Regions from separate parts of the Homo sapiens genome. Here all the other regions are linked to region 1. The links are chromatin loops, found by intact Hi-C in ENCODE. Cell type or tissue: OCI-LY7. All regions are shown on one strand. Each heading gives the region's core, and the rest is flanking DNA. Links, peaks and the distances in the headings are about the cores only. Region 1 holds the start of LOC107984950 (a long non-coding RNA gene). Region 2 has its middle 24 kb from the start of ERI3. Region 3 overlaps RNF220 (ring finger protein 220).

Region 1 (10,867 bases), core at 929-8,928:
GTACCCCCACTCTTCCAGCATCCTCAGCAGCTTCCTGCTGTCCACGAGATAAACTTCAGCTCCTTCAGGTGTGGCATTTGAGGTCCTCTTGCATGCCATCTCCTTTCTTACTGTAGCACTTTGCCTACATGTGGGCCTTCTAGCCAGACTGGGCTCTTGGGCCTCTTGGCCTCTGTTTCTGCTGTTCCCTTGGCCTGGAGCCCCACCTCCTCCTGGGTGTAGCCAGTATAGTCATGGTCAATCACACAGTTATTAGTTGATCATGGAATCAGTCTGCCAGGTTTGAATCCCATCTCCCTGACTCTGTGGGGACCTTGAGCAAGCTACTTAATCTTTCTGTGCTTTAGTTTCTTTGTATATAAAATGGAGATATTAGAATCTTATGGGGTTTTTGTAAGGTGTAAATAAGATAATTATCAATCCCTCAGTACAATCTCTGGCATTTAGTAAGTGCTTAATAAATTTTAGCTATTTTATTTGTATTATCATTATTATTCCCTAAGGCCAGTCTCCTATACCATCTTTTCTACTTTTCCAGGAAGCATTCTTCTCCATCTGTGAGCTCCCCTGGATCCTGTTCATTTGTTTTAGGAGGGTGGGAAGGTTCCTTGAGAGAGTCCTAGCTATTCCCTGTTCAGCAGTGCAGCCCAAGGAGTCCTGGAAATGCAGGAGGGACCTTCAGGTGCAGGGCTTGGCCCACACACAGGACTACCAGGGCATCTGATATATCTAGGAAGTAACAAGGAGCCCTGGAGGCAGGCCAGGGCTGTGGCAAAGAGACCTAGATCATGTGGGACACGCCTAGTCCCTGCATCTGTCCCCCTCTCCCTGGAGTTTGGACGGGCCCTTTCTTCAGCAGGTGTTTGCTCACGTCCCATGCCTGAGGTGGGGCTCTTGGCCATAGTCAGTATTGGTGGAGTGAGCAGCCCGCCCTCAGGGAACCCATACTCAGGAACTTTACACTGCTGTGGTGGAGTTCACACGGGGGGCTGTGAGAGCCACTGTGCAGTGCTGGCTCAGGGGTCTGGAAAAGGCTTCTGGGAGGGCATGGGAACAAAACTAGATCTGAATGATGAGGCAGAGCTAGTGAGTCAGGCGAGGGGGTGCAGAGGGATCACAGTGCAGAGGCCAAGGCAGTGAAAAAGGTGGCGTGGATGGTGACACATAGGAGTCGAGCATAAAATGCGTGGCAAGGTCCTCAGGGGTACGGCGGGCTGGGGCTGGACCAAGGAGTGTAGTGGAGCTCTCTACTCCAAGGGGGACATTGGAATGTTGGAAGTCACACCACGAGAGATTTGCTTTGAGAACATAAATTCCTCTAGGCGCTGGGAGAGTGGAATAGAGATGAGGGGCCTGGAGGCAGAAAGGCTGTCTGGAAAAAGTTAGTGGTGGAATTGGTGGAAGACATCTGAGAGCCTGGACTCATGGTGGTGAGGAGAGATGCCGGAGATACTAGGAGAGATGACAGATTTGGGTGGTTGGGAAGACTGCGAAGGAGTGGTTGAAAATGGTTCCCTGGTATCTGGTGTAGAAATTCATCCGAATGGGAATGGAGGAATAGAGAGGGTGAGGAGTTTAGTTCTGGAATGTGGAATTTGCAGATTCAGGTTATCAGAGAAAGGGGGCAGGCAGGGATGCCTAGGGGACATTTATGTATTTGGTTCTGGAATTCAAGGGAGGCGTAGGCTGGAGGTACAGATGAGAGATGCCAGCCTGCTACCCAACCATGCCTTCCTTTTTACAGAATCACCGAAGATTCAGCTGTGACCACGTTTGAGGCTCTGAAGGCTCGGGTCAGAGAACTTGAACGGCAGCTATCTCGTGGGGACCGTTACAAATGCCTCATCTGCATGGTGAGTAGAAAAGAACCTAGGGGTGCCCTTGGTCAGGCTTCCACGCCCTCTGGGGGAGTTGGAGAGGGTGGGCCTACCTCAGAGTGACCCCTTCTCTGCCCCCTCCTCCCTAGGACTCGTACTCGATGCCCCTAACGTCCATCCAGTGTTGGCACGTGCACTGCGAGGAGTGCTGGCTGCGGACCCTGGTGAGGTGGCATGGGGGTCGGGGAATGGGAGGCCGCTCCGGGCACTGCCCAGATGTCTGTGCTTATGCCTGAGCCTGCCTGGGGGAAGTGGGGAGCATGGCGCAAAGGAGAACAGAGCCAGGAGCCAGGATATTTACCCGCAGGATATTTACCCCCAGGCTCGCTGCCTCTCCTCCCCAACTGCAGGTTTAGGAACTTCTCCCCCTCCATGAGTTCACTGCATTCTCCCTTCCCCGCCCCGGTCCCCGAAGGCCCACTGCATCACACAGACTGGTGAGGCCTGGGGTCAGGAGGAGGCTGGCTGTAGGTAAACAGGACCAGGGCCTTGGCCCCTCCCCCTCCCATTACTAAGCTCCTTCTGCTCCTGCCCCTGTTCTTCGCTCAGGAGCAGCCATTAAAATGTCGCCCGGAGACAGTAATAAAAGGCTCGGACGTGGGCTCTGTGTCCTGATCAAAGGCCGCGTGTAATCTCGTTAGGGCTGCGGCTGCCACAGCTGGACCCAGCCTTGTTCTCATTACTGGGGCTCCTGCTGCGGGGCTGGCCAGGCGGTTTGATCCTGGCGTCCCCCCAACACAGGAGCGTGCCTGCCTGCTCACAGAAGCTGCCTATGCGTCCCCAGCCTGGGCTGACAGGACCAAGGTCTCAGCACACACTGGTGCAGAGAGACATGGCTGCAGGCCCAGGTGCTCACATGCGCACACATGGCTCATTGTGTAGACCAGAGCCCTCCCTGTTCTCCCTGCAGGGTGCCAAGAAGCTCTGCCCTCAGTGCAACACGATCACAGCGCCCGGAGACCTGCGGAGGATCTACTTGTGAGCTATCTGCCCCAGGCAGGCCTCGCCTCCAGCAGCCCCACCTGCCCCCAGCCTCTGTGACAGTGACCGTCTCCCTTTGTACATACTTGCACACAGGTTCCCCATGTACATACATGCACATACTCAAACATGCGTACACACACACACATTTACACACGCAGGACTCTGGAGCCAGAGTAGAGGCTGTGGCCCAGGCACTACCTGCTGGCTCCCACCTATGGTTTGGGGGCCATACCTGTTCCAGCTCTGTTCCCAGGGTGGGGCAGGGAGGTGGGGGTTGGGGGAGTAGTGGGGCACGGCTCCTAAGATCCAGCCCCCATACTGACAGACGGACAGACAGACATGCAAACACCAGACTGAAGCACATGTAATATAGACCGTGTATGTTTACAATGTTGTGTATAAATGGGACAACTCCTCGCCCTCTACCTGTCCCCTCCCCCTTTGGTTGTATGATTTTCTTCTTTTTTAAGAACCCCTGGAAGCAGCGCCTCCTTCAGGGTTGGCTGGGAGCTCGGCCCATCCACCTCTTGGGGTACCTGCCTCTCTCTCTCCTGTGGTGTCCCTTCCCTCTCCCATGTGCTCGGTGTTCAGTGGTGTATATTTCTTCTCCCAGACATGGGGCACACGCCCCAAGGGACATGATCCTCTCCTTAGTCTTAGCTCATGGGGCTCTTTATAAGGAGTTGGGGGGTAGAGGCAGGAAATGGGAACCGAGCTGAAGCAGAGGCTGAGTTAGGGGGCTAGAGGACAGTGCTCCTGGCCACCCAGCCTCTGCTGAGAACCATTCCTGGGATTAGAGCTGCCTTTCCCAGGGAAAAAGTGTCGTCTCCCCGACCCTCCCGTGGGCCCTGTGGTGTGATGCTGTGTCTGTATATTCTATACAAAGGTACTTGTCCTTTCCCTTTGTAAACTACATTTGACATGGATTAAACCAGTATAAACAGTTGCTGCCTGTGTGTTATGTGTGTGGGGTGGTGGGGGAGCTAACTAGGGGAGGTGGGCTGAGGCAGTTAAGGGGTTAATTCCTGGTGGCAGGATGGGGGAAAGGACTTAGCTATAGGTGTATGACACTGTGCAGGGTTGGTCTGCTCTGGGGCCGTGGAGCATTTGGTTTGGAGGGGGGTGGGGCTGGGGATCTGGGCTCCTGACTATTGATGGGTAGGGGCTCTAGGTTAATTCTTTATCGATGCAGAATCGTCAGCTCATTAATCACAGAAGAGGTCAGAGCTTGGGGGTACAGAGGGGATGCAAGCTCTATCCCCCAACCTAGGCTAGGAGTGGCCACAAGCTTGGGTACAAACACAAGCCCCAGGCCTCTATCCCTTTCTGGTCCCCTGAAACATACCAGAGACCACAGTGGGATCACCCTATCAGCCTCCCAGGCTTTTGTTCTATTCTCCAAATGTATCTCTAGTGACCATCATCCCAGTGTAGCTACTGCCTAGATTCTCAAATGGAAAGAATGGAAACCCTATTATCCAGGATGGACCTTCAAGTCTCCCATGTGCTCAGAGAACCAAGGCTGGAGAGATGGCACTTTGACCCCCACAGCTCCCCACTGCCAGTGAGGTAGCTCAGCTTCCTAGATGCCTCCCAGGCAGGTGCTAAAAGTTACATGTAAGTCTTCACCCACAACAGAAAGCTGTTTGGAGAAAAACAGTCAAGGCCCCAGAGTAGCCCCATGACTCCAGACTTGCTTTGACACCTTGCACACCAGGCCCATCTGCCCAAATCCCCAGCCTTAGTTGCCCATTTTCTCTGGGATACCCACAGTGAATTCCTCAGAATTGGGTCCAGTTGGCAGCTCCTGCCACCCTTTGCACCCAGATGAAGCACAGACAAGTCCCCCTTGGAGCCCAGCAAAGGCCCTTCACAGCTCCACGCCCAGTTTGATGGCACCCAATATCCTGAACACAGGGATCCTGGGGATGTACACAGCCTCTGTCGAGGCGGGTGGAACAGCTCCAGCGATGGCTGAGGGTTTGGGAAAGAAACAGGTTTGGAAGAGAAGAGTGGGTAGGTGAGGGCAACGGAGAGATGAAGAGGAGGCTCTTAATGCCCAGTTCCTGTCAGGCCGACTTCTTTGATGTCTTTAGTCTCCCCTCCCACAAGCTTGGACTCAGTAGGTCCTTGATGGCTGGTTACTGCCACCCTGGGGGCCATATGGTCTCTAAAAGGGGCCATTAACCCAGAGTGAGGGCATTCCACTGAAGCCCGCCCTGCTGTGGGAGCCTTGAGCTGTCTCATGGCACAGGCTGCACTGCCACCTGTTGGCCATGGCTAGGAATGCAGCCACACAGCATGGGAATCCCTGCCACCATAGTGGGGACTCACCAAGGACTGATGGGATGCAGACAGAACGCGGCTCTGGGGACAAAGGATCCATCATCCCCAAGAGTCAGCTCCCATCCAGAGCTTTTCTAGCCATCTCCTTCACTGCCCCCTAAGCCCCGTGATCACCACGGTAAGCTCATTCAATCAAATATTTATTGAATACCTACTATATGCCAACATTGTGCAGTAGTGACTTCTAGAATGATCAATGATACTGAACTATCAGGCTGAATTCACCTCTTCTGCCTAGAGAGTATCTAAGTGGGTCTCCCTTCCAGAAGATGAAGGAGTTTGCTATTTCAGCCCAAATCCCCTTACCCTGGTTCTGGTCTTTAGGGCTTGGGAGTTAGCTCATCCCAGCTCCTGTTACAATGCTGCTGCCTTCCTGCCCCCCACTGTCTCTGGCAACTTTCAGCTTGCAACTTTCCCAGACCCAGCGGCTTCCTAGCAAAGTGTGGTAGAGCCAGGCAGGCCCCTAACCTCAGCTCCTCATCTGGCTTCTACCTCAGACTCCCAGGCAATGGGGTCAGAGGAGCCTCTCTGAGTGAACTGCCAAGTGGGAGCCATGTGAATGGTACTTTACACTGTAGGGCTTCGCCCTGCTGGAGCAAAGATCATAGCCCCTATCCGCAGCCTGACGCTACCCCTGACCGATATACCTTCCCTCTGGCATCTCCCCACAAAGGTCACCTTCCATTCAAGGAATCAAAACTCAACTCTGGTAACAGGCACAAAGTTTCAGTTATGCAAGATGATGAAGTTCTGAATTATGCAAGATGCAAGACTATTCAGTTCTAGAGGTCTGCCGTGCACATAATCTCTTAAATTTTAAGTATCGTACACACTTACAATTTTGTTAGGTGATCTTGGCCAGGCGCGGTGACTCATGCCTGTAATCCTAGCACTTTGGGAGGCTGAGGTGGGAGGATCACTTGAGCCTGGGAGGTTGAGGCTGCAGTGAGCCATGATTGCACCATTGCACCCCAGCCTAGGTGACAGAGTGAGACCCTGTCTTGAAATAAATAGATAAATAAATAAGTAAAGAAAAAAAGAGAGTAGGTCTCATATTAAATGTTCTTACCAGAGTTTAAATTTTAAAAAATCAACTAGGGCTCACCCTCAACACCCCCCTCCATTTGTCAACCTCTACAGCCTGCATGCCACAGGAATCAGCAGCCTGACTGTTGCACTTGTCCAAACACAACTGACTGCAAGGCTCCCACAGACACATGCCCAGGCACTCCTGCCCCTTAGGATTCTGTGGTAAGCAGACCACCAGCAGACAGAGGCCCCCAGGAGACAGGCCCATAGGAATTTTCTACTTAGGGGACCGCAAAGTCCCAAAGGGCTACAGGGAGTTGAACGAGAAGAGTGCCCGACAGATTGCAGGTTGTGGGGAGGTGTCAGGCATTTATTTCTGGAGCAGAGGTGAGATGGAGCAATGGCCTCAGCAGCGGACGCAGTTGCGCATGAAGTCGACACAGAGGCTTGTGTAGTAAGTAGGGTAGTCACGGAGGTGGCTGACGTGTGCAGATGACACGAAATCCACAGAACGCGCCAGGACCCGGCGTGCCAGGCGTGCCTCCACCATGCGTTCTATGTCTCTGGCCAGGACTACTTCGTCAGCCCTCGAGTAGAGGTAGAGCTCGGGCCAGCGAGAGCCCGCGTCCTGTAGCCTGTCATAGAAGTGGGTGTGGAAGAGGGCTGTGATGGGAGCAAGCAGGACGTGGAACAGGACGACCACCAGGGCAAAGGCCACCAGCAGCAACAGGCGCAGCATGGCGGCCCGGCGCTCCAGGATGGCTGCCAGGGCCCGCAGAGCCCCTACCAGGTTGCTGTCACCAGGAGCGCTGTCAAAGATGGTGCCCACCACACGCAGGCGGCAGAAGCGACGGGTCTGCAGGAGCTCCAGCACGTAGCGGTACAGCATGACGCCACCGTTGCTGAAGACATGGAAGAGCAGGGGCTCCTTCTCAATCTCATAATCAAAGAGCAGCTCGAGCAGCTTCTGGGCCAAAACACGAAGTGAAGGGATACCCAGTGACTCGGAGAAGAAGACCATGTGCCACGGGGCTGTGTATCGGATTACGATGCAGCCCTGGGGAGAGAGGCCTGGTCAGTCCTCACAGATGAGGTGGGGGTAGTGGGTACAAGCTAAGGTCAGAGGGGCCCAGCAACCCCAGCCTGTAGGACATAGGCCATGGGGCCCACAGCGTCAGCAATGCTCTGGGTCCTGCTTCAGCCTGAGCCCACCAGCCCGCTGCCCACAGACACAGGTGCCTTCTGGGCAGGGAAGGTATACTTAAGGCCCATTTTTGGACTAATTGCTTCATGCTGGCCAAGCCCTCTTGGCCTGGAGTGGTATTTGAGGCCCAGAGCCTGAAGCATATACTGGAGACACCTGGGCTGACCAGAGGAAGTCTCTTTACTCTGGTTCCCTCCTGTCTGTGCCCCGCACTCCCATCCTAGGCCTTGCACATTTGGGATGGGGCCTCACTGCTTGGCTATACCCTGTCCCAGCACCTCAGATCTGCACTGTCCCTACCTCCCAGACAGAAGTAGTACCCCCATGAGACCAGTACCCGAGAGCTGGCCTGCAGGCGCCAGCCCTGACCACCAGAGGCCACTTCTGAGCCAGGCCCACATCACTTTCATCACTGGTCACTGTCACCTTCCCTCTCTCCCAGGCTCCTAAAAACAGAGTCCATACTCTCTGGACTCAGGGACCTGACACTCAAATGTCCCTGGTTCCCCGGCCTGGGATCACTCCTCATATCTGCCCTGAAATTCCAAATACAGTAAACACTTGTTCCTCGAATTCTATAATCTGGGCCCAAACTCCCTCTAGGTTTCTATATTCCTCACGCTTGGGCCAAGGGTGCCACAATCTCCACACAGGTCCCCTTCTAGGTCAGTTAGAAAAGCCACCATGCCTGGCTCCTAATCCCCTCTCATCCTCCTGTTCAGAGACAAAGGGCCCTTTGTCAGGGGAATGTGACTTTGGAGAGTGCTGGGGTCAGACAGGTCCGGGTTCAACTCCTGGCACCACTATGTATCAATAGTAAGAACAAGGAGCAGCTTACTACTTTCTGAGTCTGGGTCCCCATCTATAAGATTACGGTGAAATTGGGATAACACCCACCTCATAAGGTTATGGGTAAAATTAGATGAAAAAAAATGTATCTCAAATGATCAAAGCAGTACCTGACACAAAGTAAACTCTCAACCAACAGCAGCAGTAATTAGTGATGTGGTAGTGACAAGGAGAAAATCGTATGGCCACAGTAGTTAAATGACCCATGGCTAAACAGGGATGGTCAGCAGAGGTACCTTGCCATCAGCCGCCTGACCTCCTAGCCCTGGAGTGCCTAAGCATCCCTCCCAAGACTCTGAAGAGGAGGCTGCTTAAGGCCACCCACATTCTCCCAAATGCTCAAATCTGACAGAGGCCTTTCAGTCCCCACTGTATGTTTCTCCCTGGCAGCATCTGGAATCACACACTCCTAGAAATATTATCTTGCAGCCCAGTCTCTTCAATAAGCCAGTAACATGAAAAAAGGGGCTGTTCTATAGCCTGGACGACATAGGGAGACCCCATCTCTAAAAAAGAAAAAAAAAATGGTTGGGCACAGTGGCTCACACCTGTAATCCCAACACTTTGGGAGGCTGAGGTGGGCAGATGACGAAGTCAGGAGTTCGAGACCAGCCTCACCAACATGATGAAACCCCGTCTCTACTAAAAATACACAAATTAGCCAGGCGTAGTGGCACATGCCTCTAATCCCAGACACCTGGGAGTCTGAGGCAGCAGAATTGCTTGAACCCAGGAGGCAGAGGTTGCAGTGAGCCGGGATCACGCCATTGCACTCCAGCCTGGGCGACAGAGCAAGACTCTCTCTCAAAAAAAAAAAAAGAACAACAACAAAAAAAATACTAGCTTGGCGTGGTGGTGCATGCCTGCAGTCCCAGCTACTCGGGAGGCTGGAGGCAGAATGATTGCTTGAGCCCAAGAGTTGAGGCTGCAGTGAGCTATGATTGCACCACTGCACTCCAGCCTGGGTGACAGAGTGAGACCTTGAATCTAAAATCAGGTGGGGAGGGGAAGAGTTCTGGATTTAAAAGAGCCTTAAGAAGAAACAAAATAACTAGATGCAATGTGTGATCTTAGATTGGATCCTGTTTGGGGCACATCCGCTGTAAAGGATGCTTTAGGGACAATTAGGGAATCTGAATATGGACTGGAAACTAAATGAGATCAAACAAGAAGGTGGAGATCATGATCTGAAAAAAGCAGGATACAAAGCAGTAGATTCAATAGGTCTCATGTAGGTAAAGAGAAGATATACCCCCCCAAAAAGCTGGAAGGATATACACTAAGTGTAAATAGAGGTCATCTCTAGGTGCTAGAATATGGTGTTTTTGTTTTGTTTTGCTTGTTTTGTTTGAGACAGGGTCTCACTCTATCACCCAGGCTGGAGTGTAGTGGCACGATCACAGCTCACTGCAGCCTCAACTTTCCAGGCTCAGGTGATCCTCCCACCTCAGACTCCCAAGTAGCTAAGACTACAGACACGCACCACCGTGCCTGGCTAATTGTTTCAATTTTTTTTGTGGAGATCAGGTTTCACCATGCTGTTTAGGCCGGTCTCAAACTCCTAGGCTCAAGTGATCCTCCTTTCTGAGCCTCCCAAAGTGCTGGGATTACAGGCATGAGCCACAGCATCCACCTTGTTTTCTTTTAAATAATAAAATATTAGAGTTTTGGGTTGGACTTTTTTTTTTTCTCTACATTCATCCTGTCCTCCCTATTGGAAAGTCTTCCTTTCCAAGACTACCCCTCCCCCAACCCTGCAACCTCAACACCTCTGCCTTCTCTGGGATCTTACTCCATCTACTTTCTCCCTCATGCCTTCTGCCCAAGTAGCATCTTTACCCCTGCCCTGTACAACGGCCCATTTCCCAAAGACTCTGCAGATTCTGCCACACCTTCCTGGGTTTTCATATCCATCTCTGGCCACTCCTCCTTTCCTTGTAGGACCCTCTTCATCTTCCACTCCATTAAGTTTGGGTTCCTCAGGACTGTCCTAGGCCCTCTTCTGTCCCTCTACACACTCCCTGGGGGATCTCATCCACTCCAGAGCCTATGGATTCTCTTCTAGTGTTCCGGTCTCAAAAAACACACCCCCCTCTACCCAGGAGGTGCCCAGCCAGAAACCTGGCATTACCCTGGGAACCTCCCTATCCCTGTGCCCATGCCCAATCTCTCATTAAACTACCATTCTACCTCCTGACAAACTCCTCAATCCATCACCTTACCTCTACCGACACCCCCAACTCCAAGGTCCTGACTACCCTCTATCCCTGGATCATGGCAAGCCCCTCTAAACTCACTTCTGGCTTCCTGCCCCACCCCTCCAATCTCCCCGCTACTCTGCAGCAAGGAACTTTGTTTATTTTGAGACAGGGTCTCACTTTGTTGCCCAGGCTAGAGTGCAGTGGTGCGACTTCGGCTCACTGCAACCTCCACCTCCCAGGTTCAAGCGATCCCTACCACCTCAGCCTCCCTGGTAGCTGGGACTACAGGTGTGCGCCACCATGCCTGGCTAATTTTTGTATTTTTAGTAGAGATGGGGTTTCACCATGTTGGCCAGGCTGGTCTTGAACTCCTGACC
Region 2 (10,867 bases), core at 1,458-9,457, 270 kb before region 1:
AAATTTTTCTTAGGAAGAGAGGCCTACCAAAATCCTTGAGGAGATGTTCTAACAATTTATATAAAGAAGTGAATCCGGCCAGCCATGGTGGCTCACACCTGTAATCCCAGCACTTTGGGAGGCCGAGGAGGGCAGATCACTTGAGGTCAGGAGTTCGAGACCAGCCTGGCCAACATGATGAAACCCCATCTCTACTAAAAATACAAAATTAGCTAGGCGTGGTGGCACACTCCTGTAATCCCAGCTACTCAGGAGGCTGAGGCAGGAGAATTACTTGAATCCGGGAGGTGGAGGTTGCAGTGAGCTGAGATCATGCCACTGTAGTCCAGCCTGGGTGACAGAGCAAGACTCCATCTCAAAAAAAAAAAAAAAAAAAAAGAAGAAGAAGTAAATCCAAGTGGCACCAGGAAAAATTGCAGTAGTCGCTGTGGTCTGTTGCCTAGATCCACCCTAGATCCACCTTCAGGAAGAAAAGGAATTATTTCACCAGTTGCTGGGAGTGCTGTTTATGGCTAGGCCTCAGCTGTGTTAGCCTTGTTGAGGGACTGCTGCAGTTGAAGAAAAACTTCTTTGGCTAACATCCTTTCTCCTTCTAGGGGCTGATCAACACTAGAATATAAAGATCCCAGCCCCCTTATCCCAATTCAAATAATTTTGAAAGACCACTCCAGCTCCAGAGCTTCCTATAGGATTGTTTGAGGCCTTTGTTGGGACTGCATCACAGCTCAACTTCTCCCTCTGCACCAATACTGCCTCCCTCACTTCCATCGGTGTTGATCCCAAGAACACTCTTTAAAAACCACTTGCATGCTACACTTTGTCTCAGAATCTGCTTCCTGGGTAACACAACCTATGACAGTCAATAAACAAAATAAAATCACTGCTATGGTCTGAATGTCTGTGGCCCACCCCGCCAAAATGTATACGTGGAAATCTAATCCCCAATGTGAGAGTATTTGGAGGTGGGGCCTTTGGGGAGTGATTAGATCATGAAGGCTCAAGGAATGTGATTAGTGCCCTATAAAAGAAATCCCATCCATACCATAAGACAGGGTGGGAAAAAAAAAGATAAAAATAAAAAAAACAAAAGCCCAGAGAGATCCCTTGCCTCTTCTACCATCTGAGGACACAATGAAAGATGGCTGTCCATCTATAAACCAGGAAATGGGTCCTCACCAGAACCTGAATCTTCCAGCACCTTGATCTTGGCCTTCTCAGTCTCCACAATTGTGAGAAATAAATTTCTATTGTTTATGAGCCATCTGGTCTATGGTATTTTGTTATAGCAGCCCAAATAGACTAAGACAGTTTCTGTCCATGTTCAGCTTACTTTCTAAACATGGAGAGCCAGACAAAAACCACAAATATCAGAAATAAGTAAATCATTAGATATGTTTGAAGATGATAAGTTCTAAGGAAAAGAGAAAAAAGTAGAGTAGGGTAAGGAGATCAAGAGTGTCTGGGTATAGGAGTAGGCAATGGTAAACAGGATGCAGTATTAAATCAGAGGTCAAGGTATACCTCACTGAGAAAATAATATTTGAGCAAAATTTAAAAGAGGTGAGAGAATTGAACAAGTGGGTATCTGGAGACATTACAGGTAAAGAGAAAAGCGAGAGCACAGACCCTGAGGCAGGAGTCGATGTGTTTCAGGGGCACCCAGCAGACCAATGAGGCTGGAGCAGAGTGAGCAAGAAGGGAAATAAAGTGATAGGAATAGAAATTAGAGAGGGAATGTGGGAATTGAGAGTGTCAGATTGTGTAGGCTGTTTTTTTTTCTTTTTTTTTTGAGTTGGGGTTTTGCTCTTGTTGCCCAGGCTGGAGTGCAATGGCACAATCTCTGCTCACGGCAACCTCCGCCTCCCGGGTTCAAGCAATTCTCCTGCCTCAGCCTCCTGAGTAGCTGGAATTGCAGGCATGTGCCACCACGCCTGGCTAATTTTGTATTTTTAGTAGAGACGGGGTTTCTCCATGTTGGTCAGGCTGGTCTCGAACTCCCAACATCAGGTGATCGCCGGCCTTGGCCTCCCAAAGTACTGGGATTACAGGCCTGAGCTACCGTGCCCGGCCTATGTAGGCTATTTTAAAGACTGTGGGCCATTTTAAAGATGTGGATTTTGCTTTGAATAAAATGAGAACTGTATGCTATTCGTCCTCCTCCAGGAAGCCCTCCTTGACTGTCTCTGGTTAGATTAGGTGCCTCTGTACTCTCACAGCCTCTTGGGCTTCCCCCATAGTAGCACTTATCTATGGTAAATAATTGCTTCATTATCATCTGTATTGCCTGCTCAATTGTGAGCTCCATGAGGACACACTGAAATTATGTTGATTATAGGGGATCTTTGTGAGGATATAGACAGAAATAAGAAAGTCAAGTCAAGATATATAGCCACACGGTTAGACTTCACAGAGATCATAAAAAAACTTAGAGAACTAGAACTGGTTCAGGATACAGCATAGTTCTAGAAATTAGGTGATTTCATTGCTGCCTCTGAATTGGGCATTCATTGATCTCTACTCTTATGTTTCACCGTTATGGTCACTTAGTACTCTGTCCTTGCTTCTATGGCACCCAACACTTCCAACCAATAAGAGTTTATATTTCCAAGGAAAAGGATCTTGTTGGTTTGACCATACCCTAGTCACTAACTCTGTTGGGCAGAGATTTCTTGTTGAGCCACACTGTGGATTCTTGGTCAGCCAATAGATTGGCTGTCTTTGGGTCTGATCTTCATCTTTTTTTTTTTCTTTTCTTTTGAGACAAAGGTTTTCTCTTGTCACCCAGGCTGGAGTGCAATGGCGCAATCTTGGCTCACTGAAGCCTTCGCCTCCTAGGTTCAAGCAATTCTCCTGCTTCAGCTTCCCGAGTAGCTAGGACTACAGGTGCGCACCAGCACGCCCAGCTAATTTTTTTGTACTTTTAGTAGAGACACACCAATTCTGGTTTCAACATGTTGGCCAGGCTGGTCTCGACCTCCTGACCTCAGGTGATCCGCCCGCCTTGGCCTCCCAAAGTGCTGGGATTACAGGTGTGACCCACCGCACCCAGCCAGGTCTTCATCCTTGATCCAGTTTGCTGTGGCCAGGGTGGTAAAGTCACTTAATACCACATGTGGTCATCTATACATAAGAAAGCACCCAGGGCCCCTCCTCTTGGTCAAGAGCTGTAGATGTAGCAGCCACTCATCGGATAATAGATTCCTCTCCAGTACAGCTTAGCATAGTGATTGGCAAATAGGAAATATCAATAAATCCATCAATCTTGTATAGAGTCCTCCTCTCTCAAGGGCCCAGCACAGTCCCTGGAACAGAGTAGACTAAAATAATTATTTTGGAATAGTAGGCCAGTGTATCCAGACAGCATAGCACAGAAAGAAGCAATGTAGAGTAGTGGTTATGCATGTGGATTCTTGTCCTAGACTGCTTAAGTTCAAATTCCAACTCTGCCACCTAGCAACCCTATGACCTTAAGTAAGCTACGTAACCTGTCTGAGACTTAGTTCTTATGCCTGTAAATGAGGCCACAAATGACCCCAACACCATAGGAGTGTTGGGTGCATTACATGAGACAATACACAAAGTACTTTTCTGCATTCCTGGCACATAGTGGTGCCTCGATGGATAGTAGTGCCAGTGCTATTATTTTTGTGAGACTCGTGCTAATGAACATGGAGCTCTAGGCCAAATACTAGTCTGGAAGACAGTAGTCATCATACTATGCAGAGAGCTTCCTAAGGACACACCAGTTCTGAGATGTTCAGGGCCATTGTCACTAGCAAACCCACTGTCTTCCCTGTGCCCTCACCCACCAGGTTATAAGTAACCTGGAGTTTATGGGTCATCCAGACAACTGTTGCTGACTTTAACAAAGAAAGATACTAGGACCCAAACCTTTCTGGGTCCATAATAAATATATTAGTTATTGGTCAACCCGCTGCTATACCTTTAATCTGAAGTGAGGTGGTATCCAGGCAGAGTACGGAGAGAGAGGGAGGCGGGGGCAATGACCACAGCCAAGGATTCTGTAAGTCATAACTCGGTTTCTATGCAAGTTAACCTTAATATATCCAGCATGGAGAAGCCGACTGGTCACCACTTCTAGGCACAAAAGGATCAATGAGAAGGTCGAGGCAGAGACAGATGTCTGCATTTACATGAATATAGACATGTGTGAGGTTGGGGGCTCATTCAGGGCTGGGGCAAGCCCTAGCCCTACACCTTCTTGAACCCCTCTTCAGGCTGGCATACAAACTGGGACTGAGAGCAGATGGAAGGTGAGGCTCTTCTTTGGGACCTACTTAGTCAAGAAGGGCTCACAATGGAGGAGATGACAGGAAGGTTTAGGGAAAGGAATAGGAGTACCTGCCTTGGCTTGGGGTGTGTTGAGGGGTTGGAGGGGTGATGGGCACTGGGAAGGAATAGAGAGAACAGATGGAAGATGGAGTCCCTGCTGCAAGCTGAGCCCTCAGTAGACTGGGCAAGGAACAAGGAGAGATCCCCTTTCCACCAGAGCACCGTAGTGGCCTGCGGTGGACAGGAGCCTGAACAGCTTCCCTTTAGGGCTTTCTGGGGCAGTATGGCCAGGCCTCCTAGTTCCCTCCAGGTGCTCCAACTGTGACAGAGCCTTCCATTTGGCCTGCCCGCACAAGGAGCACCACACAGCCACGCCAACTCCACCTTTACTGTGCACAGCACCCTTGTGGCTTTCAGGCACACTTGTCAAGGGAGAAGCTTTTATCCAGGCAACTAATTGTCTGTTTCCCCACTAATTCAGCTATGAATTTCCTTTGAGGAAATGGTGCCTCAGATACCACCAGGGGGCACTAGGGCCTCTAGGCACCAGGGGCCAAGGAAAATGAAATCCCCTTTCATGAAGGCCCCAAGTCCAGGTTCTGAGCCTCCTGCAGCAGTTCTCTCCAGCAACACCTTGGCGCAGCAGACCAGGGAGGCCGCGTTGTTGGCTTATCTAATGAGAAATGAGAGGACTGGGCCAAAGAGCCCTATTTCTGTCCAGCCCTATACTACCTGCCATAAAATTAAATGATCACAATGAGTACATTAATTACCTGACACGAATGCTTTAACATAACAAAATTATTAGCCATTCTAGATTTAGTGTTTGTACAGCACTTTATATTTGCAAGGGCGTTGCAATAACTTACGCTGCTGAGGGTGCGTTTCAGGCCCCAAACGACATCCTAAAGGGTTTCTTCTGGCCAGCCAGCTGTCTGGCCTCTCCACAGCTGGTCCCCTGCCCTTCTTGTCTTCACTGACTGCTTTTCTTCTCCAGCTGCCACCTGGCGTCTCCTCCTTGCAGCTCCTTCATCTGTTCACTGAATCCCTTTTACCTCAGACAGCCATGAGACAGTGTCTTCACTTGTGCCCATGTTACCTACCTGATCCTGCATCAGAATTAAAGGGCTTAAGGGCAGCAGCCATGGGTCGGGTGGGTCTTGGTGCCCAACAAGCCTCTCTCCTGTTCTGCTAGCTGTGGCTGCAAGTGTGGACACGTGATGGACTCTGCAAACAGTAGGGGCTCTACTATGTAGGGGCTCCGAGTTTTGGGCCTGATGTTGCTCGAACTCCACAGGAACTGACTGCACGTCCCGCCTCAGTTCATTTGTTGAGTGCTCACCTTACCCACATGAGAGCAAGCCCCGGGTCCTTGGGGAGCATGGCATTGAGGAGACTCACTACTGTGCAGATTCAATTCCAGACTGGATGGGATATCACAGGAGACCGCACTAGTAAAACTTGTTGCAGTTGGCTTGAGTGTGAAATCTGCTTCCCAGGCAGAGAGATCAAAGCCCAGTTGATGGATGTGTGTGTACCCAGCTCTCCTTGCTTGCTTTCATCTTCCTTCCAGAAAGAGGAGTAAACATTCAGCTAGTGAGCACTGCAGGTGTTCCCTTGAGTGGAAAGGAATATCACTGACAGCACATAAGACCACCAATGAAGGTATCCATGAGGATACCAAGGGCCTCAAGGAGGATCAAAACGAAGGGCATTTGCAGCAGCAGTTCTAGAATTTTAAGGTAGGAGCATCTTTGGGGCAGCAGCCATTTGGCTGGAAGGCAGCTGGGGAGATGTACCTTGAAGCTACATTTGTATAGCTCATATGATACAGATCAAATGTTTCCTAACGTGTTTTTAGTCATACTTTATGGAAGCTGAGAAAACATCTATTTTTATTTTTATTTTTATTTTTTTATTATACTTTAAGTTTTAGGGTACATGTGCACATTGTGCAGGTTAGTTACATATGTATACATGTGCCATGCTGGTGCGCTGCACCCACTAACGCGTCATCTAGCATTAGGTATATCTCCCAATGCTATCCCGCCCCCCTCCCCCCACCCCCATGTCCAAAAACATCCATTTTTAACATGAAGTATATCATAGTGCATAGTATAGTGGTTAAGAGCAGAATCAAGAGGTGGACTGCTTGGCTACAAATGCCACCTTCATCATTAACCAGCTAGGTGACTTCAGGCAAGGGCTTTAGCTTCTTTGTGCCTCAATCTCCTCATCTATAAAATGTGGATAACTGTAGTGTCTGCATCAGACTTGCCGTTAGGATTAAGTGAATTAATCCACATAAGCCATTTAGCATGTGCTCATTAAGAGTTAGCTGTTATTATTTATTGAGACAGACTTGGAAGGGCCTGGTATTTGGGAGTAAATTTCCAAGTCATTCAAAGTGAGGGAGATAGGGAGAGGGATTCAAGATTTAGGCTAACAGGGGTGTGTGCTGTGGGGTATTGAGGAGCCTCCTAGTAAAGTCCAGAGAATTCCACCTCTAAAGGGGTCTTTGAGGGGAAAGGGCTGTGCTCCAGGTGATCAAAGACCCTCAGCCTTTCTGTGTGCATCAAGTTTGGAGGTTGGGAGCTCCCCAACAACTCCTTTGACTGGACTAGATGTTGCACCAAATGGTAGTAAGGAAAATGAAGCATTCTCTTGCTTTTCCAAGCATAGTCTGGGGGACTCTCCCTAGTCCAAGACACAGCCCCCATCAGACCAGCTGGACTGGAGGACCCTACTCCTCCTGCCCGCCCCCACTGCCCTCCAGGCTCTCTGCCTCCTAGAGACTCTGAAACAGTGGCTGCACCAAGGGAGGGGACATCTGGGTTCCTGGCCCTGACCCAATGGGGAAATGGAGTAGAAATGAGCCAGGCATGCAACGAAACTTCGTCCCTGGTGAGGTCCTGGTAAGTCCCAGGCCCACAGGCTGAGGGTCCTGGGGCATGTAGTGCCACATCTCCCTCTTCAGTGAAACAAGAGGCTCTCACAGAGTTCCTCTGAAAGCCTCTTTCATCAACAAGTCCATTTGTGATTCTGTCTCTTCTTGTGGTGACCACCAGGAAAACGAGAGAGCAGAGCTGCATTCTAGGGTTTTGCTATGACTCTTCTAGGCCCAATCTTAAAACTGAGATGATCATGCCAAACCCCCAGCTCCTCCCCTACACTCCAGACTCAGAGTAAGCTCATTCACCAGGCAAGTGCAAAAAGACCTAGAAGATCTGCCCAGCCAAGAAGGTATGTATTTCCTCCTTGAAACAGCATTTTCAGGAAGACTCTAGATTAAGAATTAGAAAGCCAATGGGAAAACTTCTGACCTTATTGCTTGAGGCGATCCTCTTGCCTAGAGGTCTTCAAAGGTGATTCCTTAGGTCAGGAAGAAAATAGTAGAACTACAATTTATATGTAGTTTTACTGTTAAAATAATGAGCTTTACTGATATTTTACATGAGCATTGAGATGGACATCTTCACTCTTTAAGTCATTTGGTCACCTGTCATGTGAGGGACACGATGCACGCTGAAGGCAGATGGAGATCTCAACAATGTAAGAGTTGACAGTGGTGCCTATGATATGTTGCAGTTAGCATGTGCCTAGTTAAGCGATTTGCTGATTATGTTAACCAGTTTTAGCTAAACATGTCCATAGAATGAACAGATGGTTTAAAAAGATTCCTGCAGATCGGGCATGGTGGCTCACACCTGTAATACTAGCACTTTGGGAGGCTAAGGCGGGTGGATCACCTGAGGTCAGGAGTTCGAGACCAGCCTGGCCAACATGGTGAAACCTCGTCTCTACTAAAAAATACAAAAATTAGCCTGGCGTGGTGGTGGGCGCCTGTAATCCCAGCTACTCAGGAGGCTGAGGCAGGAGAATTGCTTGAACCTGGGAGGCGGAGGTTGCAGTGAACCGAGATCACACCATTGCACTCCAGCCTGGGCAACAAGAGGGAAACTCCGTCTTAAAAAAAAAAAAAAGATTTCTGCAAAGAAAATATGACTTGAAAATAATACAAAAATTCAAACACAAGCCATCACGTCTACTCCTAGTAGGAGCTGTTAGCCAGATGATCAGATATAAGCAATTACAAGCTAATCAGATCTGACAAGAAGTCAGCAAAAACTTTTTGAAATTATTAAGAAGAGTATTTGAAACATAGATATACATACATTCTAATGAATTCTGCCCTAAGCATATATTGTACCATAAGACATTAGCTGATAGTGATAATTTATAAATAAACATATGTATATTAGGGGAATGTATACTTTTTTTACAGATAGGTAGACATGATCAAGAAATTGGGGACCACTATTTTAGCTTATCTGTGGGTCAGGTTTTTTCATCATAAAATGAAAAGGATTATTGTTTTTCGGAAAAGTGATAAGATGAAACTTTATTTCTCTTAATTTGTGATATGTTATTTAGTGTCTGCACTGTCATTTTCTAACTATGAAAACTTGTATGTTTCTTAAAATTATCTGAACTGTGCTTTGCTATATCTATAGATCATTATAGGGTTGTTATGAGAATTATATTAAAAATTTTAAATGTCTGCCATACTGTGGGCCCTTAATAAGTGGCTATATTACTACACATAAAGATATTGCTGAGCAGAAATAATAGGATTAATAAATTAATAAGATAATATTTTGGCACAAAAATTTTTTAAGTGCCTTGAAAGTACCAACTCACTTGAAAATTGCTATGCTGATTAAAATTGACCACTTACCACTCATCGAAAACCACCATGCCAGGCTTTAGGCTAAGTGCTGAGGATAGAGAGATGAGTTTGTCATAGACTCTGGAGACTAGAATTTGGAGCTGGCTTAGTTTAGATGACTATAACAGCCTCCTGCCTAGTCTCCCTGCCTGCATTGTCCCTCACTATTCCCTGGCTCCAGCTTCCACCATCATGTGACTGACAAACCAGTCTTCCTCATCATTTTCATCATTCATTCCCATGCCTGAAAACCTTGTGCTATTACCTCTTCATTTGCTATATACTATCTTATATTATTCAGTAATTTTTATTCCAGTTACTCTTCTCATCTCAGCTGAAACTGTTATAGTTAGTACTTAGAACTTATAGATAAGGTTGCCTTTGAGAGAATTTAACTTAATCAACAGGTGACGAAAGGAGCCCAACCTCTCTGAGGCTCTTGGGAACAGCTACTTGACCACTAATCAGTGGTATTAACACATCTGAGGAAAGAAAGATGTGGTCTGCAATGCGACTTGGAATAGAGGAAAGCCAGAGAGATAAACTTTAGCTGGATGCACCCAACATTATCTGTGGGACAAAGATATTGGAAATAGGGGAGCCTGGGAATTTCAATCATTCCTTCAGGCCTATTTGTTTCTTCTGGCTGGTAAGAGGTCCTGCTTTATGTCTGTTATATTTCTCTGGTTAAGGTACTTAGCATTCTTCTCATCTTTGATCCCCTGGATGAAATATTCTCTTTTTTATTGTGAGTTGTGAGAATACCATCAGGGTACTAGTTTACTAATTCTACCTTCCAGGTACCCACAGACTGAGGTGAGGTGTCTCTGCTAAGATGTAATACATTCTGGTCAATGGAAAATTATATCTTCATTGTGACTTAATTAGCTGGTATTCTGGTTTACACTTCTGAATTTATTCTTTGTGAGTCTGATTATCTAAGTCTCATAATCTCAGTTTATGTGAATCTGATAGTTAGGTAAAGGTCTTAGTGAAAAAGATGTAATTATGGACCAAGAGAAAATATAGAACATTTTTTAAAACTTGTGGTTGAAATGCTTCTTTTAAGTAGGACATAAAATCTCGAAGCTGTAGAGGAAAAAAATTAAAATTTAAAACTGTATAATAAAAAACTATAAACAAATTTGAAAGACATGATAGGCTGGGATCACATATTTGCAACATACATAATAAATAAAGGATTAATAGCTATAATATATGAAAAGAACCTAATAATGAATAAGGAAAAGCCAACCCAAAAGAAAAACAGGTGAAGGATATGAATTAGAAAAGTCACAGAAAATATGTTCGATATTAATATGTCTAATAAACATTTGAAAAATAGTTCAAGTTCACTTTTAACTAAAGAAATGAAATTAAATTAGCAGTGATATGCCCCTTCCATAAGATTGATGTAATTTTAAAAAGATACATGAGAGGGTGTCTTAGTTTGGGCTGCTGTAACAAAGTATCATAGACTGGGTGGCTTATAAACAACAGGAATTTATTTCTCAAAGATCTGGGGGCTGGAAGCCTGAGATCAGGGTTCTGGTGAGGGCTTGCAGACAACACAGTTGCACACAGCCAACTCTTCTGGGTTGCAGACAGCAGACTTCTTGTATCCTCACTTGGTTGAAAGAGGACAAGAGAGCTCTCTAGGGTCTTTTTTGCAAATGACCTAATTAACTCCTGAAGGCCCTACCTCCTAATACCCTCACATTGGCGGTTTGAATTTCAACATATGAATTTGGAGGGGACATAAACATTCACTCCATAGCAGAGAGATGTGTCACTGCTATTCAACTGAAAAATTGATATACAGTTGATGAGGGTGTGGGGAAACCG
Region 3 (10,867 bases), core at 1,725-9,724, 80 kb before region 1:
TGCCAAGGACCCCTAGAATAGTCCTGCTAAGGTTCTTGTGTCTAAAGAAGAGGAAAAGCTAGAGATGGTGAAGGGCAGAGAAGAATGGATGGAGAATCACTCCTTTAATGCATCCGTAAGACACTTACCAAGCTTCTCTCCTGAAATCTGAGTTCTTGGGAATGGGACCGAGTGGAGGGGTCAGTGTTCCTTATCAGGGTGCGGGAGGTGGGATGCTCTTGCTCATGGACTCTGGTTAGGGAACCAGGAACAGTACAAACAGAAGACTTGGAAGAGTGTTGTTTTGAGCAAAACAAGACTTGCTTATTACAGTGACCCCATTTCTGACCCAGCTGTTGGGGATTAGAACATAGCAAGAGGGTGAAGGGAGGAGCATGTGATGAGATTCCCAGCTGTGTATGATCCTGGGACAGGGACAAGAGTTGGCCACATAGCCCCCGCCAGAGTCTCAGACCTGAAGGGGACCTTTTCTCCTGCTCCAGGGAAGGGGCTGAGCACTCAGCAGTGACCAACTGAGAAGCCCCGTGAATGACACCAAGAATGCCTGTTGAGGTCATCAACAGCATTTCTCAAGCGATCTTGAGAAGATCGTTTCTCAAGATCAGGAGACTTGGAGAGAGCCTACCCTTACTGGGGCAGGGGTGGGAGGGTAAGGGAAATAGACTGTTTAGCAGCAATCAAGAGAGATTCTGAGGTGGCCACTAAGACCCTAGGGATAGCCTCACACAGCATAAGTCGTTGTTCTCTCTTCCTCCCTTCACTCATTCATTCGCTTGCTCACTCAGTACACTCTGACTGGAGCTCATGGAGCTCACATCTACTAGGGAGAAAGACTTCTGAACAGACATGAAACTCAGTGTACCAGGCGCCATGTGAACCCAGAGGCTGTGCGAGTCCCTGCTGAAAACCTGCCTGGGGAGCCCCATTTCACCCTGCAGCTCCAGACTCCACCCGGACTCCTGGAGGTTCCCATTGACCCTCAGGCTCCTCAGACTCAACTTGTCCAAAGCTGAACTATGTGATCATGCCTCTGACTCTGTTCCCCAGTGAGCATCCCTAACTCAGTGAATGGCACACAGAGAATCAGCGCTGTGTCACCACTGCTGGAATTCTGGTTCCTCCTAGAGTCCCTCTTCTTCAATCTCCACATCCAACTAGAGATCCATCAGAGTGTCCTTTTCAACAATGTAGGTGACACTGTGCCACTCCTCTGCTGAGAATCCTCCAGTAACGAGCCCTCCCAATCAGGGTAAAATCCTTACTGTGGCCACAAGGCCCTGCCAGTTCTGCCTCCCTCAGCCTCCCTGCACTCATCCCCACCTCACTCTGCTCCAGCCACACTGGCCGTGTGGCAGCTCCTCAAACATTCTAATGATATGACTCACATGTATTATCTCACATAGGTATCTGTGCACCGATGCTTGTCTTTCCCACCTGTGACCTTGAGCACCCTGAATTTATCTTAATTCTTGTTGGATAAATTCACCTTTGTAACCCCCATCCCTAGCACAGTGCCTGGCCACATGGTAAATGTTTGTTTAATGTCTGCCAAATAAATGAATGGGCAAATGCCAGCTGGGATATCCCTGAATGAAGAAAGACCCTAGAGAAATGTACTAGTCTAACTCCTTTGCAGGATTTGGAAGGCGTTTCTCTGTAGTCCTTGCCCTCCTGAAGCACTCTCCAGATGCCCAGGCCAGGAATCAGCGGGGATGGAGTTGCGAAGGCAGGAGAGTGGCAGCCTGTTCAGGAGAGGCTGGGACGCGTGCAGAAGGTTGCTTGGGTGGAGTCCGAGCTCCCCCACCAACATGTTGTGTAGCTTAGAACTTATTATCTCTGTGCCCTTTTATTCTTTCATTTATGGGATGGGATGGGGGATTCCATGGGAAGGCTTCGGAGGCTATTCCTCCTTGAATATTCTAGGATGCTACAAAAGATGGTTTGGGTCCAGACAGACTGGGTCTGGGAGCTCAGCAAAGGAGCCTCGCTTTGGTCTTTTTGGCAGTGCAGTTTCTAAGCAGAAAAGTTTGGCTTCAGAACTTGGTCCATTTCAGAACTTAGAGGCAAAAACTTCCTTCCAGCCCTTTAAACAGACCTTGAGGTTTTTGGAAAACTGATGAAGAACAAACACTTCACTTGCGGGCAGTCTGAGGTGTGTGGAAGCTAAAGAGAGGTTGTCTGTGGCAAATGCACTGTCTCCCCAAGGGAGACTTTGGAAAGGTGCTTTTGTCTGTTTTTAGACTAGCCTCTCTCCCCGCCCCACTATCCCCAAAAATTATTATAAAGAATTATTGCCATTAGTACGTCTTTCCTACTGAAAGGAGAAAATCGCCTCATTCATAATTTATACCCTCAATTACTATTAATAAAGAAATATTTCAGCAGAAAATCGCCTGGGAAAATTACACGTAACATTGCATTAACATTCTATTTGAACATTTTCATCACATTTGTTATAGAGTTAATAAGAGGGATACGGTCCCCTGACTTCTTCATGAAATTATGGGCTGACGATGATAGTTTAATCTTTTAGACTTTATATAATATATTCACTTTACTAATTGAGCTATCCAAGGAGCAGTTAGAGATGTTCTTAAATGTGGAGACAGAGGAATCAGGGCCATGACTTTGCTGCCAGAGGCACCGCCTGTCAGGATGGGGCTGTGGGCAAAGCCTGCTGACTTAGGCACCAGCTCAGACCCCACCCTGGCAGAGCCAGGATCTCTACACTACCTGCTGAGAAGCCAGGGTCTGGTGGGAAGGGGTGTGGGGCTGCTGAGGGGGAACAAGGAGGAAGGGAGAAGGAAGGCCATGGGGAGCTGAGAAAAGGAGACAAAAGGGGCATTTCTTTCTAGACCACTCCTTCAATAGTCATTTGTTTAGACGCCCTCTACCCGCATCGTCCTGGGCCCCAGCAGGAGTTCATAGTCTGAAAGGGGTAGCAGGCCTATGATGGTGTTTGGTATTACACTTGGCAGTGGTTCTAGGTGCTGTGAGCTCCTAGAAGATCGGGCACCCTTGGGACCATCCTATGAAGGCCCCTAGAGACAGGTGCCAGAGAAGGCGCTGCCCCTAAAGGCCTTTGCAGCACAAAGGAAGGAGTTGCTGTTTTTCAGGTCCGAATGGAAGCGATGGGTATATATTTTGGGTAATGGGGAGGAGAGCTGAGCGAAGTTCAGACAGTCCAGTCCTTTGTCACTGCTGTAGTGCCTGTGCTTTTCCATCCCTCATCTCAGTGAACAGCAGCAAAGCTGAGAGGCAGATCTAGTGAGGGTGGAGGTCCTGTTCCTGACTCACCTTCCATGACGCCTTTACTGGGGCTTTTCTTACAAACCCCATCCAGCGCTGTCCCTTTCCCTTGTCCACTTTTCTATGACAGTATTCTGGGGGATCTTTGGTAACATTTCTTCTGAAAATTGCTTGTCTTCTTCCCTACTAGAATGTAGCTGTTTGTCCGTTCCATTTGGCGCTGAATGTCCACCACACAGGAGGCACGCCATGTGTTAAGGACTTATGTTGGACTAAGGAAAGTAAAGTACAGAGGGGTCGGATAATGTCCCCGAGACTATGTGGTTAGATCAGAACAGGCTAAAGCCGAAGTCTCCTCCTTTCTATTTCACCTCTGAGTCTTGGCACCTCTTTTTACTTTATTGATCCAATGTATCAGGAATGGGAAGGCATCCAGACTTCTCCCTCCTTCACGCTCATGTCGCGATGCAGGTCACTGTCATCTCACACTTGTGCTATTGCAATCTTCCTGCTTCCTTTCCGGCCCTCCCACGATCTATTCTTTGCACAGCAGCCAAAATAAGCCTTTAAAAGATAAATCAGGCCGAGTGTGGTGTCTCACACCTGTAATCCCAGCACTTTGGAAGGTCAAGGCGGGTAGGTCATTTGAGGCCAGGAGTTCGAGACCAGCCTGGTCAACATGGTAAAACCCTGTCTCTACTAAAAATACAAAAATTAGCTGGGCATGGTGGTGCGCACGTGTAATCCTAGCTACTCAGGAGGCTGAGGCAGGAGAATCGCTTGAACCCAGGAGGCAGAGGTTGCAGTGCACCAAGATCACACCACTGCATTACCACCTGGGTGACAGAGAGAGACTCCATCTGAAGAAAAAAAAAAAAGATAAATCAGATTATATTACTGCTCTGCTCCTAACTTTTCCAGACCTTCCTATCACACAGAATAAAATCCAGTGTCCTCTTCCCAACCTACAAGACCCTACAGTCTGGCCCCTCTTCCATCTGCTCTCTCTACCACGGCCACATTATCCCCATCGTTCCTTGAATACACTGAGTACCTTCCCCATCAGAGCCTTTGAACTTATTTCCTCTACCTGAAACACTCCTCCTTCGCAGATCCTCATGACTCTCTTCTTCATTTCACTCAGATATCTGCTCAAATGTCACTTCTTCAGAGAGGCCTTTCCTGGCCACCTGCTGTCACTCTCAGCATCTCCTTACCCTGCTCATTTTCCTTCATTTTGCGTGTGCCTACCTGACATGCCACTGTGTCTTTATTTGTTGGTTGCCTACTCCAGCAGTAGAAAGTAAGTTCTACATTCACTGTTAGATTTCTAGCTCCTGGAACATGGTAGGTGCTTAATAAATTTCTTGAATAAATGAATGAATGTTTGCTCTGCTTTTGTCTGCACATGTTCTATCAGGGTGATCTCATGATCTTCCATGTAAATGCTACACCATATGCCAGCAGCTTCTAAATCTTAACTTCAATCCAAATCAATCTCCTGAGCTTCCAACTCACTTTCCAGCCACCTACAGGACATCTCCCCATGTGTCGTATGTCTAACACACATATGTCCAAAATGGAACATACCATTTTTCTCCCTTCTTTAGCTCCCATTTCATTAAATGGCACCACAATCTTAAATGCCCATCCAGAAACCTGAGATTATTACCCCTCTTCCTTTCTCAGACCTCCATCTAATCAATCCCTAAATTCCGTTCATCCTACCCTTAAATAGCTCTCAGATCAGTCCACTTCCCTCCATTTCCAAGGCTCCTAGCCTAGTCCAGGCCACATTGCCATCTCTCACCCCAGTGACTGGGACAGCCTCCAGCTGGTCTCCCTGCCTCCGGTCCTTCCTCTACAGGATGTTTTATGGTTAATCTAAAACATAAATCCTGGAGTCAGAGATAATATCCAGGCTTCTAGTTGAGGAATTAGATGATAATGACTCCTCTCACATTAAATGGAAGAGGAGGCAGTCTGGGGACATGTGACATTTGACTACCTTTGTGGCATTTTAAAACATAGCTGTCTCCTCCCACTAGGTGGCAGAAATCATCTCATTCATCTTTATAGCCTCTGTGTCCTCAGCACCCAGCACAGTGCCTGGCACAGAGCAAGTGCTCTTGAATATTTGTTGCATGTGATTGTACCCTGAAATTCACAAGGGAAGGGACTCTTTGAAACCCAGCCTCGATGGCACCCCGCCACTGCTCTTATAATATGCATCATGTGGTTCTGTAATTCCTGTTTACTCATCTGACTCTTCACTAAATGAAAAGCCCCTCTTTCATAATTAAAGCTCAGCACAAAGTGGGTGCTGAATAATGTTTTGTGAAATCAATGACAAAGTGAATCTCTCTCTGTACATTGCAATATCCTATTTACTGTTCCTTCTACCTCCTTCTGATCTGCTGGCCTCTGCAGCAGCAAGACCAGCCATTCTCCCAGGCAGGTCTTCTCTGGCCCAGCCACTTCTCAGCTCTCTCGGTGTCTGTGACTCATTGCCTCAAGAGTAGCTTTTGATATCTGCCATCAGCTGCTGCCGCTAAGGATTCAGGTCATGCTTGTGTCTCTTCTCTTCAATACCAAGTAACCTTTATTGTCTAAGAGAAATGTTTGGCCCTATAATTTTGCACCATTACTCTACTTGGGGAGAGATACCCATGAGGAAGGATGTTGTTCACCAAGTAAACAATGAAGGGAAAGATCCTCCAGGTGGAAATCACGTTGAATGAAATGGATAAAGATGTGGAGACTTGAAAGAGAAGTTCTCGAGGCCCTCAAAGAAGAAAGCACGCAGGAGAACTGAAGAGAAAGACAGGTGCCAGAATGTGGTACAGGGTAGGGGGAGCTTATAATATAATTATAATATGATAATGATATAATATAAATTATATAATTATTATAAGAGTAATAATGGCTATTATTAATTGAATGCCTAAAACCCTAAAACGTCCCAGGCGATGTGCCAGCTGCTTCACATGCATTATCTCATTTACCCTTCACTAGAACACTATGTGTTGGGTGCCAAGGAGTTTGAACTTCTTCTTGTTTATCTTGAGGATAATGGGGATCCATTGAAGGCTTTGAAGGAGAGTTGCATGGTCAGATTTGCCTGGGCCCTGCCCATGGAATGCTGCATCCAGAAAAAAGAGATGTCAGGATCAGGACAGCCCAGGGGTTATGACTGAGCTATCAGTCCATGAGGACACCGGGCTAGAAAGAAGAGAAGAGACCAGAATCTACAGAAGGAAACCTAGCAGTGGGCATCATGGAAAGCAGACCTGGAGTGGAGCAGAGGCCTAAAGGAGGATCAAGAGCAAGCCTGGAAGGAAATCAGGAGAGTTCATATCAGATAGCATGAGTTTAATGAGTTTACATCCACTGACAGTTGGATATAGGGGTCTGATTTCCCAAGAGGGGCTCAAGGATAGAGATAGAAAATTTGGAATTAATAGACTATAGATGGTAGTTGATTTCATGGAAACATGTCTCCAACAGGACAAAAAACTGAGCTTACTAGGCCCTACATCATCTAACCCTTGCTTACCTCTCTGGAATCATCCCTATGTCCTCTTAGAGTTATTTTCCCTCTGGTCATACTGTAATATTCAGGGCTGGGCGTGGTGGCTCACCCCTGTAATGCCAGCACTTTGGGAGCCCAAGGTGGGTGGATTGCTTGAGCCCAGGAGTTCGAGACCAGCCTGGGCAACACGGCACAACCCCATCTCTACAAAAAATACCAAAAAATATGAGCTGGGCGTGGTGGTGCACACCTGTAGTCTCAGCTACTCAGGAGGCTGAGGTGGGAGCATCACCTGAGCCCAGGGAGATGGAGGCTGTCATGCCACTGGACTCCAGCCTGAGCAACAGAGTGAGACCCTTGTCCTAAATAAATGAATGAATGGATGGATGAGTGAATGAACGAATGAATGAATGAACGAATGAATGAATAAATAAATAAGAAAATAAAAAATAGTGTAATACTCACATTTCCCCAGCTGGGCCATGCTCTTCCTCCTATAGCCCTTGCCCTCTGGAGTGCCTTTTCCTAAACTCTCCCCTCTGTTTGGAATGACCTCTGCCCTATCCCACTTCACTTGGCTAACTCTTACTTGTCCTTCAGGTCATATTTTTAAATTAAGCTTTAAATTTCTTACCATTGAGAAAGTCCAGAACACATGTTTATCCTGTGCTTCCTGCAACTCATGAGTATACTTTCTTACACTGTTCTGTGCTCCAGTTTAAGAAGACTGGGTAACATAGAAAAAGCCTCTCAGGGCTTCACTGTGAATCTTTAATACATTTACTTAGAGAAGCCAGACCCAGACAGTTCACCAGCCCCAAAGCCCAAGAGCCTAAAGCCTGGCCCTTCAGTGCTATTTTGTGAGGGTAAAGGAGTAAGAGAGAGCACCCAGGTCAGCCTGCCCCTGCACTGCCATTAGGGATTCTGCACGTTCATTCCTCCTTTGTTTAATAAGCACATTTGTTTGCTGTGTCTTAGATGTCACTGCCTTTGAGAAGCCTTCCCTGACCTCCAGCCCGGGGTGGGGTGATTCCTCTGTGCTTCCTCAGCCGCCTGTGCTAACCCCTATGGGATTGTTGCTTTTGCTGTGGTTTTGTTGTTGTTGTTGTTTTGCATTTGTGTTTTTTTTTTATTTTTTATTGACTCATAATATTTGTACATATTTACAGATCACATATGACATTTTGTTACATGCATAGAATGTGCAATTACCAAATCAGGGTATTTAGGGTTTCCATCACCTCGAGTATTTGTCATTTCTACGTACTGGAAACATTTCAAGTCCTCTCTTCTAACTATTTTGAAATATACATCATTGTTAACTATAGTCATCCTACTCTGCTATCAAACATTAGAACTTATTCCTTCCATTAGAACTTATTCCTTCCATCTAACTGTATTATTGTACCCATTAACCAACCTCTCTTCATCACACGCACTCCCTGCCCAGCCTCTGGTAACTATCACTCTGTTCTCTACCTCCATGAGATCAACTTTTTTAGCTCCCACATATCAGTGAGAACATGCAGTATTGGTCTTTCTGTGCCTGGTTTATTTCACTTAAACAATGATCTTCACTTCCATCCATGTTGCTGAAAATGACAGGATTTCATTTTTTTAATGGCTAAATAATATACCACATTTTCTTTATCCATTCATCTGTTGGTGGGCACTCAGGTTGACTCTGTATCTTTGCTGTTGTGATTAGTGCTGCAATAAACATGGGAGTCAAGTACGGTGGGCAAAGGACATGAACAGACATTTCTCAAAATAAGACATACAAATGGCCAACAGGTACATGAAAAAATGCTGAGCATCACTAATCACCAGGGAAATGCAAACCAAAACCACAATGAGATACCATCTTACCCAGTTAGAATGGCTATTATTAAAAAGACAAAAAGTAACAGATGCTGGCAAGAATGCGAAGAAAAGGGAACTCTTATACACAGTTGGTGGGAATGTAAATTAGTACAGACGTTATGGAAAACGATATGGAGATTCTCAAAAAACTGAAAATAGAACTACCTTGCAATTCAACAATCCCACTACTGGGTATTTATCCAAAGGGAAGAAATCAGTATATCAAAGGGATCACTGTGCTTTTTATTGCCTGCTCTCCCACTAGTCTGCAAGCTTCTTAAGAAACATTTGTTTAATAAATGAAATAATTGTGTCCCACTGTGTGACATGCTCCATAATGGGCCCTGGGACCACCAGGTTGACGAGGACATGGTCCCTGCCCTTGAGCAACTGCCAGTCTAGCCACTTGATCCTCATCCGTAGAGATCACTTGGGTGATCTACCACTTCACTCAGGTGAACTACCATAGATCACTTCATCAGAGCAACAAATTCCACTTGGGTGAACTACCATAGATCACTTGGGTGAACTAGCATACATTACTTCATCAGAGCAACAAATGCTTTCCAAGTCTGTGCATACACATAATTTTCTTTGATCCTTATAGCAGTTTCTGGGGGATAGTGGTAGATAAGGCAGAGATTAGTTCCCAGACCTTAGCTACCAGGGAGAATAGGGGGTGGCCAGGAGGAGTGAACTTTGTTGGTGAACTTTGTTGTCACAAGTTCACCACTTGAAAGAACAGAGATGGAAGCCATGGGATTCCAGCAGTTCTCCTTTCTCTGGGGCTCCTAAGGGCAGAAGTTTGGCTGCGGGACCAGATCTTACACTGTTTTCATTCCATCTTGAGGCTGATGCCTTCCCTGGCCTTTGGGCATGTAGGATTCCCTCCCAATTCTAGTGCCCCCAGCCTAAGACTGGGGAGCCCTGGGCAAGGAGAAGCCAGTGGCTGGGCTGTGACTGAAGCTCCCCAGCCCAGCCAGGACAGGATGGGCCCCAGTGTAAACCGGATTTGCCTTGTAAACAGCTGAGCAGCTGGGCTCCATCTTGGCAGGGGAGCCCAGCAACAACCCAGCAGGACAGCCCCAGCCCAGCAGGGCATTGTCCAAAGAAAAAGGGGGGAAAAAAGCTGAGTAAACAAAGAGGGATGGCCAGTTTTTTCGTCTCTGACTTGTTATTTCAGCCGGACAATTGCTGTGCTGACTGTGGGTCTGGTTGGGCTGGGCCAAGCTGAAGTCTCAATGATCTTCCTCACCTCATCTCCTCTCTTCTCACCTCAGCTCAACTCACTTTGCCTTCTCTACTCTAGGCTCACTTCTGGGAAAGGGGTCAAAGACGGAAACTGCAGACAAGTGGGGACAGGCTCCAGGAGCCGACAGGAGGGTAAGGAATTGAGCATTTGCCAAGTATATATAGAGGTATATCCAAGGTCTTGTTAGAACACAGAGCAGAGGCTGATACAGCAGATTCAAATAGTCAAGACAGTCTGTCCAACATTGGCTCAGATAGCCCCACTCTGGCTCTCATAGGAAAGTTCACTCTACATTCCAATAATCTTGATACCAAAGTTACATGTGAAACCCTAGGACTGTCTTCCTATCAGGTTTCACATCCAAGCCATCTTCGGCCACTGCCCAAGTACAAGCCCCTGCAGCCTTCTCCAGTATTTTCAGCCCCAAACTGCAGTGCACCCCCTCTTACCCGCTGCCACCTCTCCTCCCAGCTTCTCCCCTCTCCCCACTGCCACCTCTCCTCCCAGCTTCTCCCTTCTCCCCACTGCCACCTCTCCTCCCAGCTTTTCCCTTCTGCCATCTAAAGCAGATTCTCAGCTCTTGACCACCTCAACCTTAGTGCCCTTTATCACCACTTTATGTGTCCATCCCTGATCCTATGCCATTCATTCATTTGACACATATTTAATAGGCATCTACTCTGTGTTCTCAACACTTGAAATAGTGACGAACAAAACCCTGTTACCAAGGAGCTTTTGCTTTAGAAGTGGGAAACAGACAATGAAAAGATACAAGATACTTAAGGGAGTGATCAGTACCACAAAGGAAATAAACAGCGTGGTAAAATACTGGGGACAATGGCTCACGCCTATAATCCCAGCACTGTGGGAGGCCGAGGCGGGTGGATCACTTGAGGTCAGGAGTTTGAGACCCACCTGGCCAACATGGTGAAACCCCATCTCTACTAAAAATACAAAAATTAGTTGGGCGT

What was found. Peaks named below come from ENCODE experiments on the same cell type or tissue, not always from the same donor. Only the 100,000 strongest peaks of a DNase experiment are listed, where the experiment ranks them.
Region 2: it touches region 1 in a loop (3-fold over the local background); 38 of 110 quality-filtered maps call a loop at or near these places.
Region 3: a loop joins it to region 1, with 9 times the contacts of the local background. A loop is called at or near these places in 15 of 110 quality-filtered maps.

The regions. Positions count from the first base shown.
Region 1 is chr1:44,647,917-44,658,783 of GRCh38, forward strand. It overlaps RNF220 (ring finger protein 220), which reads left to right. Exons shown (of 15, transcript NM_018150.4): 13 at 1,745-1,853; 14 at 1,967-2,041; 15 at 2,788-3,807. The coding sequence ends at 2,859. It overlaps TMEM53 (transmembrane protein 53), which reads right to left. Exons shown (of 3, transcript NM_024587.4): 3 at 5,331-7,293. The coding sequence ends at 6,643. LOC107984950 (a long non-coding RNA gene) reads right to left here and starts at 1,750. Exons shown (of 2, transcript XR_001738031.2): 1 at 1-1,750. RefSeq lists an enhancer at 2,368-2,949. In OCI-LY7, for the core only: CTCF peaks have their summits at 5,126 (motif pointing left), 5,325, 7,813 (motif pointing right) and 8,028; DNase peaks (open chromatin) are centred at 5,105 and 7,805; H3K27ac peaks cover 514 bases.
Region 2 is chr1:44,373,567-44,384,433 of GRCh38, forward strand. No RefSeq gene overlaps it. Among named protein-coding and RNA genes, the nearest start is that of ERI3, 24 kb to the left of the region's middle. RefSeq lists an enhancer at 140-309 and a silencer at 696-906. In OCI-LY7, for the core only: CTCF peaks have their summits at 4,817 (motif pointing right) and 5,018; a DNase peak (open chromatin) is centred at 4,825.
Region 3 is chr1:44,566,962-44,577,828 of GRCh38, forward strand. The region is part of intron 2 of RNF220 (ring finger protein 220); the gene reads left to right. Among named protein-coding and RNA genes, the nearest start is that of MIR5584, 27 kb to the left of the region's middle. RefSeq lists a silencer at 5,222-5,341. In OCI-LY7, for the core only: CTCF peaks have their summits at 5,297 (motif pointing right) and 5,496; a DNase peak (open chromatin) is centred at 5,290.